Regions from separate parts of the Homo sapiens genome. Here region 1 is linked to region 2. Evidence: chromatin contacts called from ENCODE Hi-C or POLR2A ChIA-PET data. All regions are on one chromosome and are shown on one strand. Each heading gives the region's core, a stretch centred on a gene start or an enhancer-like site at or near the end of the contact. The rest is flanking DNA. Distances are from core to core; before and after follow the strand shown. Region 1 overlaps STXBP5 (syntaxin binding protein 5). Region 2 overlaps STXBP5-AS1 (STXBP5 antisense RNA 1).

Region 1 (4,419 bases), core at 1,450-3,949, 410 kb before region 2:
TTACATCAGGAAATACTGCATGCATACCCAAAGTAAGTTATTCAGAATGAAATTATGTTCCAAATAAACAGTCAATTTCGTCTGAAATCAAAATTGTAGAATGCCATTTTAGGTGACGATATAACAAAGACCATCCTTTCTATTTTTAAAAACAAAATGACATATGGAATACTATGAAGAGACTTAGAAAAAAACGTAACTTATACTTACAGTCCATAGGAAGAATTGACTGCCAGGCTGGTTATTTGTTGTGGTGGTTCTCCACCCACCCAAACCAACTGAATAACTAGTTCTGTTTGATAACCTGGAGACTGTTTAAGTGGTGAGTTTTTAACTCTAAAATAAAAGAAAACATGGTATCTTTAAACCATTTTCAACTATTGGCCTATATGATTATAAATAACTTTTTATATGAAACGATACTAGATACTTAAATATATAAAAATCAGAATCCTGTTTTCTAGAAGCATTTAACCTAGTTGGAGGGACTAAGTATGTAATTAACAAAAATAACTCATATGCAAACTCTACATATAAAGTGGGGGAGGACAGCAGGGGTGAAGGAAAAGGAGAAAATAAGAGGTGAGGAGGAAGAAGAGGGAGAAAGGAAAGAAGGCAGGGAGGGCTGGGGAGAAAGCTGAGGAGAAGCGGCAGTCCAAGGATTAAGAAGAGAAAAACAAATCAAGTTAGAAAAAAATGTAAGTTAGAAAAGCAGGTTTAAAAATGGCTGGGTGCAGTGGCTCACGCCTGTAATCCCAGCACTTTGGGAAGCCGAGAAGGGCAGATCACCTGAGGTCAGTTCAAGACCATCCTGGTTAATATGGTGAAACTCTGTCTCTACCAAAAATACAAAAATTAGCCTGGCGTGGTGGTGTGTGCCTGTAGTCCCAGCTACTCTGGAGGCTGAGGCAGGAGAATCGCTTGAACCCGGGAGGCAGAAGTTGCAGTGAGCCGAGATCGCGCCATTGTACTCCAGCCTGGGCAACAAGAGCGAAACTCTGTCTCAAAAAAAAAAAAAAAAAAAAAAAAACCAAAAAAAAACCCCACAAAACTTAAAAACATGAAGTAACATAACGAAAAACTGTCCAAAAACAAGTTAAAAAAATGAGTTACAACAAATATGAGCAATTTGTGTGTGTGTGTGTGCACCTACTTTCACTGTAAAACAAATCTACCTTGACTTTGAGGTGACAGTATTTTTGTTCGCAGAGACTCTTTTTTAATAATTGCTGGATAATGCTACAAAAAATGCTCTTGCAGAACACAGACAGAAAACCCATGTTCAAGGATTGATAAGTGTTAAGTGTGGCCACAGTGGTAGGAGTGTGTAGTAAAAGTGAGAAGACAGCAAGACAGGCCAGGGCCAGACTTTAGAGGGTCTTCAAGTCCTGTCCACAAAGGTTTGATGTTGGTAGAAAGAACTCTCAGCAAGGTGGACTTTGAGTACTGATTCTGTTACTCACCAGCTGTCTTTTCACCTAGAAAGTGGGAGTATTACTACCTAGTCACAATGTGAGGAACTTGTGACTGCCTATGAAAAGTACTTTGCAGATGGTCAAATTAGACAAAGGTAATATATTTTCATTATTAAAGAATTAAGACAGGCTGGGTGCAGTGGCTCACACCTATAATCAGAGCACTTTGGGAGGCCGAGGTGGGCAGATCACTTAAGGTCAAGAGTTCGAGACCAGCCTGGCCAACATGGCGAAACCCCGTCTCTACTAAACATACAAAAATTACCCGGGTGTGGTGGTGAGCACCTGCAATCCCAGCTACTCGGGAGGCTGAGGCAGGAGAATCGCCTGAACCTGGGAGGCAGCGGTTGCAGTGGGCTGAGATGGCACCACTGCACTCCAGCCTGGGCGACAGAGTGAGATCTCCGTCTCCAAAAAAAAAAAAGAAGAATTAAAGGCCAATGAAGGTTGATAAGAAATATCTGGGGAAGATTAATTTGGTGAACATAGGTAAGACGAAGTAGAACAGGGTCACCAATTGGGAAGTTCCTGTGATTCTGATGTGAAACAAGAAAAAGGGAGATTGAAACACATTAATGGAGTAAGAACAGACAAGGCTTTACATTTCAGGAAGGCAGAAACCTTGCAGCTATTAATACTTTTAACACTGGCACAAAAGAGGTACTCAATATTTACTGAATGAATTGGAGGTTGAGTAGAGGTAGGGTAGAGGAAGAAAAGAAGAAACAGTGAATGTACAATCAGACAGAAGGAAGGGAGGGAGGGAGGGATAAAGAGGTAGTTTTAGGAGACCATGGGGTTAAGTTTGAGATGATGGTAGAGAACTACAAGTGAAACTAGTCAGCAGGTATGACTACCTATTCCCAAACCTCATGAATAGTTAAATCCATGCTGAACTAAACTTGTCATTAGGATTTTAGAAAGGAAGAGATAAAGAGGGGTTTAAAAGAGTGTGAGACCTTCTGAAACAATACCTGCTATACTTGTACCAGAAAACTTCAAGTGTACTTGAAAGGCACATTTTTTTAAAAAATGTGAACAATTTTAGTGTGTGACTGCTTTTATTGTAAAAAACTCTACTATGACTTTAAGTTAAAAACATTTTTGATTGCACAACTCTTTGCCTAGTAATTGCTGTAGCAAAACATATGCAAAGCCTGGTTACTTCCGCAATTCTTAAGGCTTCTGCCTTGAAATGACAGTGTGTGAGAGAACAGCAGGAAGACTACTCGATGTTGAATTTCCTGCCACCAAACTCAGAGGTAAGAACCCTTCTGAATTATTCAGTTGGTATTTCTAATGTGGAAGACCATGGCACCTCGTGTTTTGATGACATACATGCTAGGAAACAGCGAAAGTTGTTCAGACTTCAGGGTAAATGTGAATCACTGAGGGCACTGCTTATACGAATTGAACTACAGTTCACTTCTGGCTGGTCAAGGTTTGCAAGGCAATGCATTCAGAACTCTACACTGGCTGATGCAAAATTTCTGAATTATTCTTAGGGAAATACCCACTAATCAGCTACAGCTCTCCATCTCAAGCGACAGAGTAACAACTGAGGCATTTCATTTCTTCCCAGAGTCAGCCTTGACACAGGAGTAGACTGAAGGGTCTGAGTGGTCTATCTTCTACTTCTATGAATTAGGTATAGAAGGTTAGGGTCAAGGAAGTGTCCTCCCTCCCTCTGGCATATTAAATGTGCACGACAAATTCTCAAGAGCAGAACCAGGCATTCCAGGGATAATTTTAGAAGTACATATATGGGCACATTTAAGATTTAAGTGACCAGGACACACAGAACTCATGGAATTCTTATTTTAGTTAGTATAAGGAAACAAAAAAACGTTCTTAAGTAAAAATAAAAAGGCAGCCAAACATGATGCAAAATGGTAAAGGATGAGAAACCTAAGCCAAGAAATGAAAGCAGGTAAGTTACATTTTAAAAATATGAAATGGGAAGAGGGTGTTATGCTTTATTCTAAATGGTTATGGTATAATTTTAATGTTTTTAATATATTCAAGTTGATTTGTTTACTTTTTAAGGAAAAAGTTTTATAAAGAGTTCCATAATTTGTACAAACGTATTTTAAATGTTAAAGTGATGCGTAGAGCCTCACAGTTTCAAAATGATTGTTTGAGCAAGTACCTTGCAAAGGGACAATAAAAATAATTCAAAAACATAAAATTTCATTGCTAAAAGAAACAAGTCAAACGGCTGCCTTTTCTTTTTTACCTCTTTTTTTAAGAGACAGAAACTCACTCTGTCACCCTGGCTGGAGTGCAGCTATGATCATAGCTCACTGTGACCTTGAACTCCTGGGCTCAGGCAATCCTCCCACTTCAGCCTACAGGTGATGTCGCCACACCTGGCTAATTTTTTAAAAAACTTTATTGTAGAGATGGTATCTTACTATGTTATCCAGACTGGTCTTGAACTCCTGGTCTCAATCAATCCCCTTCCTTGGTCTTAAACAGCTGCTTTTAAAATGTTTCTTCAAATAAACCAATTGTAAACAAAGGCATTTTATATGAAAAAAGCCTCAATATTATATTTTAACATCAATTTTTGTTATACTTCTTACTTTAAGAAACTGGCCTCTAGGACTGTGGACCAAAACAATGTCAAGTTAATAAATACCTGCATTTATTTGAAGACTATTAAAAGAAAAAAATGAGGTATAAGTTGTTTGTGATTTTTAAAAAAATCACTAATATATAGATTTTAGACAAAAATGTCCAAAACTTGTACTTTATGTCTTTCACTAGCTTGTACAATATTCTACTAAAAGACTAGTTATCTCTCTCATGACTCTGTCTCCAAAAATTGGTCCTTTAGTAAGGTAATACTAGAGAATTATTATTACTAACAAATTAATTTTAAGATAATGGCTGAAGAAAAGGAAATAGTTATCATGCAATCCCTATGTTTACAATCTTCCCA
Region 2 (4,484 bases), core at 1,581-4,080:
TGAACTATCAAAACATACGAAAACCTAAATAATGTGAGAAAAATTATCTAGAAATTCCTTTACTTAAAATAGGATAATAAAGAAGCCAAAAAAAAAAAAAAAAGGCTGGGCGTGGTGGTGCGTGCCTGTAATCCCAGCTACTCGGAAGGCTGAGGCAGGAGAATCACTTGAACCTGGGAGATGGAGGTTGCAGTGAGCCAAGATTGCACCACTGTACTCCAGCCTGGGCAGCAGAGAGAGACTCCATCTCAAAAAAAAAAAAAAAACAAAACAAAAAAACAAAAAAAGAAAAACATTCATTGATGTGAAAATACACAAAACGAGGTTGCAACGTTGTTGTTGTTGTTTTTCCCCAGCCCAGTACGTTTATGAGTCAGACACATTCTGCTGATAACATTGACTAACACGCGTGAAGGGGGTTGGGGAGGGGAGGGTAATGGGAGATCTGCTTGAACAGGTTGCTCAGGTAATCCTGATGTGCTTCTCTTCCCTGACTCCTCCCATTGAGAATTACTTGTCTATATTTCACTGTACTCAAAAGTATAGATGCACTAATGGAAAATTTTGCCTGTGATAACCTGTTATAATTTTATAACAAAGATGTTAGTTAATTGACATCCGCCTGAAATACTTGAGTGTGATATGTGCATAAATTACACTCTCATCTTTATTAGTTGGAAATGATGTAAATAACATACAGGATTAAAGCCTACCTGGAACTGAATCCCAACCTTGAGGAAGTAACAGAACTTCCTTGGTTCTCAGTGTCTAGAGCAATGGGGATAGTGCCACATCTCATATAATTCTTAAGGACATTCAGTGAGAAAACAGATAAAGAGTTCCTGCTATTATATCTGGCAGATAGTACTTGCTCTTTGCCTCATCTCGGTCAGTCATCCATAGTTAAACTTGAGTAACTCTTATTGAGCAAGCTGTTTTATTTGTTACATTTCTGCAGTTGGTTTTCCTTTTAAAATCTGGACTGGGGCTGTGGATTCCTGAACAGAGCTGGACCACAGCTCTAGTGTGGTACTCTGATAGGAACAAGAGCCTTTTGGGAACAATACATTCACTGAAGGTGGACACAGATGGTCACAGGTGAACATTGTGGGCGGCAAGGTCAGAGAGGTCAATGCTTCCAGGACAAAGCTAGGGGCCTATCCTGTGCTCTCTTACTGCCATCTCTTCCACGTTTTTCTAATCTTCACCTTTATCATTTTTTTTATTTTCACATATTCTAACAAAAATGCTCTCAATCCATGATAATTTTCTTGGCTTTTTTTTTTTTTGCATATGAGAAACATGCTGCTATTCTGACCATTTTTGTGCTAATCATTGATTGCTGCTCACCCACTTGAGATATGGTTAAATAGTTACCATGGACTGAATTAGCCCTTTCTGTTTATTGTTGAGGAAGAACAGATAATTTCATTCCTTTGCTATCTCAGTCATTTACTATTTAAGGTCGACTTTTCAGAATTTTGTTCAAAATGGTTACTTTGAGTCAAATACTACTTTTTCAGTGGAACTGCTTCTTGGTTCTTCACTGGAACCCACATCTACTCTTCCATCTTCAAATAACAGGAAAATGGAAATTTGTTCCTGTTGCATTCTTCACCCTCAGAATTCATCTGTTGTGCTGGGTCATCCAATTTTCTATTCTTCCCTTCCCCAAAAGAAGTGGCATAATCCAGTGGATGTCTAACTTAACACACAAAGGCAGAGAAAAATGGGTTCTAGTTTATTCCTTGGTTGTTGGGAGGTGGAGGAGTTTGACTTACTCCATGACTCACTTTTCTCATCTGTGTAATGAGGATAGTCATTCTAACATAACTTCCTCCATTTCAACTTCCTGCCTGGACACTTTTGTTGGAGCCTGAATGCAAGAGCCATTCTCACTGGGATGCCACAGCTCTGGAGACTTCTTATAGATGTTGTTTGGAACACTCCAGGCTTGGAGATGGGCCTTTAGACACTGCCTGTAGTACTGCTTAGCAACAGCTCTACAGACATAAAGAGATTGCAGTGGCTGCTCCTTCCTGGCTCCACCATTCAGCAAGAGCTCCACAGGTAATCTGATGACCATGATTGTAGCAATAAGGCTCTATGGCTTAGAGTCTTGGCTCTGGAGCACTTTAAAAGATAGAGTCAGAATTTAGTTGTTTGGGCTCAAATAAAATTTGACTTTCCAGAGTACTGAAAATAAAAGAAAATGTTTATTTCTAGTATTTTTATTGTAAAGTGGTAAAAACTGTCTCAAGATAGTTGTAGGTGCTGAAGTGATCAAGGAAGTAACTAGTTATAAGCAGATTATAAAAAACTAAACCTATGGTAGCCAACCTTTGATTCTCTGTATCTCAAAGTGACCTCTCTCTGAGGACATTAATTTGAATCTTCCTCTGGTGTGATGAAAAAAGAAATTCTTATTTTCATTTTGCTTTGTAAGGAATTTCTTTACCCTTTCCTATGCTTATCAGCATATCGTTTTCAAAATCAGCTTAGCAGACCGACTGTGACCTTCCAATTGAAATGAAACATCTTCCTTTTTATCAACCGAAGGTTGTGGCTTTTGGCATGAAATTACCCAGATGGATTTATTAATTTTAGCCTCTTAACACAGACTCACTCAGACTCACCTAACTGATGAGTTTCCAGATAATAAAGAAAAAGACCATTTTAGAATAAAAATAACAACTCAGAGTCTGAACTGAATTTGCCTGGAGAATTTTCATTGGTTCATACCGGATGACTCACTTTACAGTAAATTCCAAGTCTGTGGCCAGAAAATTTGTGAGTCTGAGTCAGATAGACAAGAACCTTAATAAAACAGGAGCCAATGGCCCTGGCATTCCGCTCAGCAGTGCCTTGAAAACACAGGCACTAATAAACTGCTTTGTGAATTGTCTTTCTGGGAATATCTGTATGTTGCAGAAGGCTCGTTCTCCCTGCAGAAGCCTCTATGCTCTCCTGTGAGAGGGCTGGGAAGCAGGACTTGCTGTGCTCTTGTTCTTTAATCACTTGTGAGGCAACACAGGGTAATATTATTGTATCATCTGGCCAGCTGACAGGAAGAGATTAAAAATTATTTCAACAGCAATACATTGAAACTCCAAAGTAGTCCAGGGCATTGCGGTGACCTTCAACGAACCCTTGCTATATGACTCAGAAGCAAGATGCAGCCAAGTTGGGGCCAAGATGGATTTTGAGAAAAGGCAAATTCTGACTTTTCTGCCTCACTGGATTCAGCATCTCCTGCTTACCCAGAGCTGTCTGAAACAGCACGAGAAACTAGCGGAGTCTCATAAAGTGTGTTACTAAAAAAGCTTAGAGGACATTTATTTTAAATGAGAAGAATTACTGCTCATGGTGGTTTAAAATCCTAATGGTCACTGTGGGTCTCCTCTGAATACCAAATCTCCTTGTTGAGCACTTGCTGTGTGCTTCTCGACAAAAATGGAAACCCGAGTCAAAAGGATAGCCTTGAAGTCTCTTTCCTCCTTTGTCCCCTCCACGTGGCAGAGCGTATTTTTGTAGTTTGAGATCAAGTCTGCCAGCTTGCATTAGCATATCATCCGCCTGGTTACCAAGAAAATGTGCCTGAAGAAGAAAAACAAGAGCGTGTTCGCGGTCATTAGGCTCACATCATGAGCATGAATCAGCAGTTTGGAATTTGCGAGGCTGGGGCTGAAGTAGGCTGGGGAGCCAGCAGAGCCAGCAGAGTGGGCAGGAGAACTCCAGGCTGCCTGACTGCCCCTTGCCTCCTCCTCAAGTGCAGCGCAGCCACCCCTGGTTAAGGAAAAGGCTGAGAGACCCATGACGCAAGGATGTCCTAATCCCTGCATGTCTGCGTTTTCCTGACTTCTTTAACAAATGTTGACCATCTGTAAAGGCAAAAAACGCCTTTGATAGTAGTTATATATGAATCTTTGTATTTGAAAGAAACAGAAATTAATGCAAAAAAATTAATTTACTCTGATTTGCTTTGGACATTTTCTATCATTGGTGTTTGAAAGCAATACTAGTATGCAGATACTAGTGTGGCTGATTTATGCCATGCACAATAAATATACAAGAGATGAAAGATAATTTTAAACTCCTGTAATGCTAGCAGTAATGTAGATAATTGACAATCTGTCTTTTCGCTCCTACACCTCGTGTGCATAAAACAATGCCCACCTTGCAATAAACACTCAGGAAATGATTAATAAATTAAGTCTGTCTTTTGTCTTTCCTACATCCTTGTGTTACAACATCTCTCTGTGTGTTTGTTCCACAAAATGTCTAAATGAAGTCATAGCTGCATTTTTAAAGCACCGTGTTGCTTTGCATGTACCTTTTCATTATCTTACTAAGCTCTCACAAAACACCCTTTAAATCTTCACTTATCAGATGAGAAAACTAAGGCACAGGCAGGTCAAGTGACTTACCCAGAGTGAGGGGAGTTACTTGACGGTAGAGGCAGGACTTTAACCCAGATCTCCTGG

The links. Hi-C counts contacts between places; a loop is a spot of excess contacts on that map. ChIA-PET counts read pairs that join two places held with the same protein, here RNA polymerase II (POLR2A). Pooled maps may share reads with other maps.
Region 1: a loop to region 2 is called in a pooled map, with 4 times the contacts of the local background. The contact joins two enhancer-like sites. A Hi-C loop is called at or near these places in 4 of 50 pooled maps. POLR2A ChIA-PET finds 5 or more read pairs at or near these places in 2 of 52 experiments (AG04450 and CD4-positive, alpha-beta T cell).

Annotation. Positions count from the first base shown.
Region 1 is chr6:147,320,876-147,325,294 of GRCh38, reverse strand. It overlaps STXBP5 (syntaxin binding protein 5), which reads right to left. Exons shown (of 28, transcript NM_001127715.4): 17 at 211-336. Among named protein-coding and RNA genes, the nearest start is that of STXBP5-AS1, 120 kb to the right of the region's middle. Within about 2 kb of position 2,699, at least 7 of the 41 ENCODE cell types and tissues checked have a DNase peak (open chromatin) inside an H3K27ac peak, as active enhancers do.
Region 2 is chr6:146,913,262-146,917,745 of GRCh38, reverse strand. The region is part of intron 7 of STXBP5-AS1 (STXBP5 antisense RNA 1); the gene reads left to right. Among named protein-coding and RNA genes, the nearest start is that of LUADT1, 240 kb to the left of the region's middle. Within about 2 kb of position 2,830, at least 29 of the 41 ENCODE cell types and tissues checked have a DNase peak (open chromatin) inside an H3K27ac peak, as active enhancers do.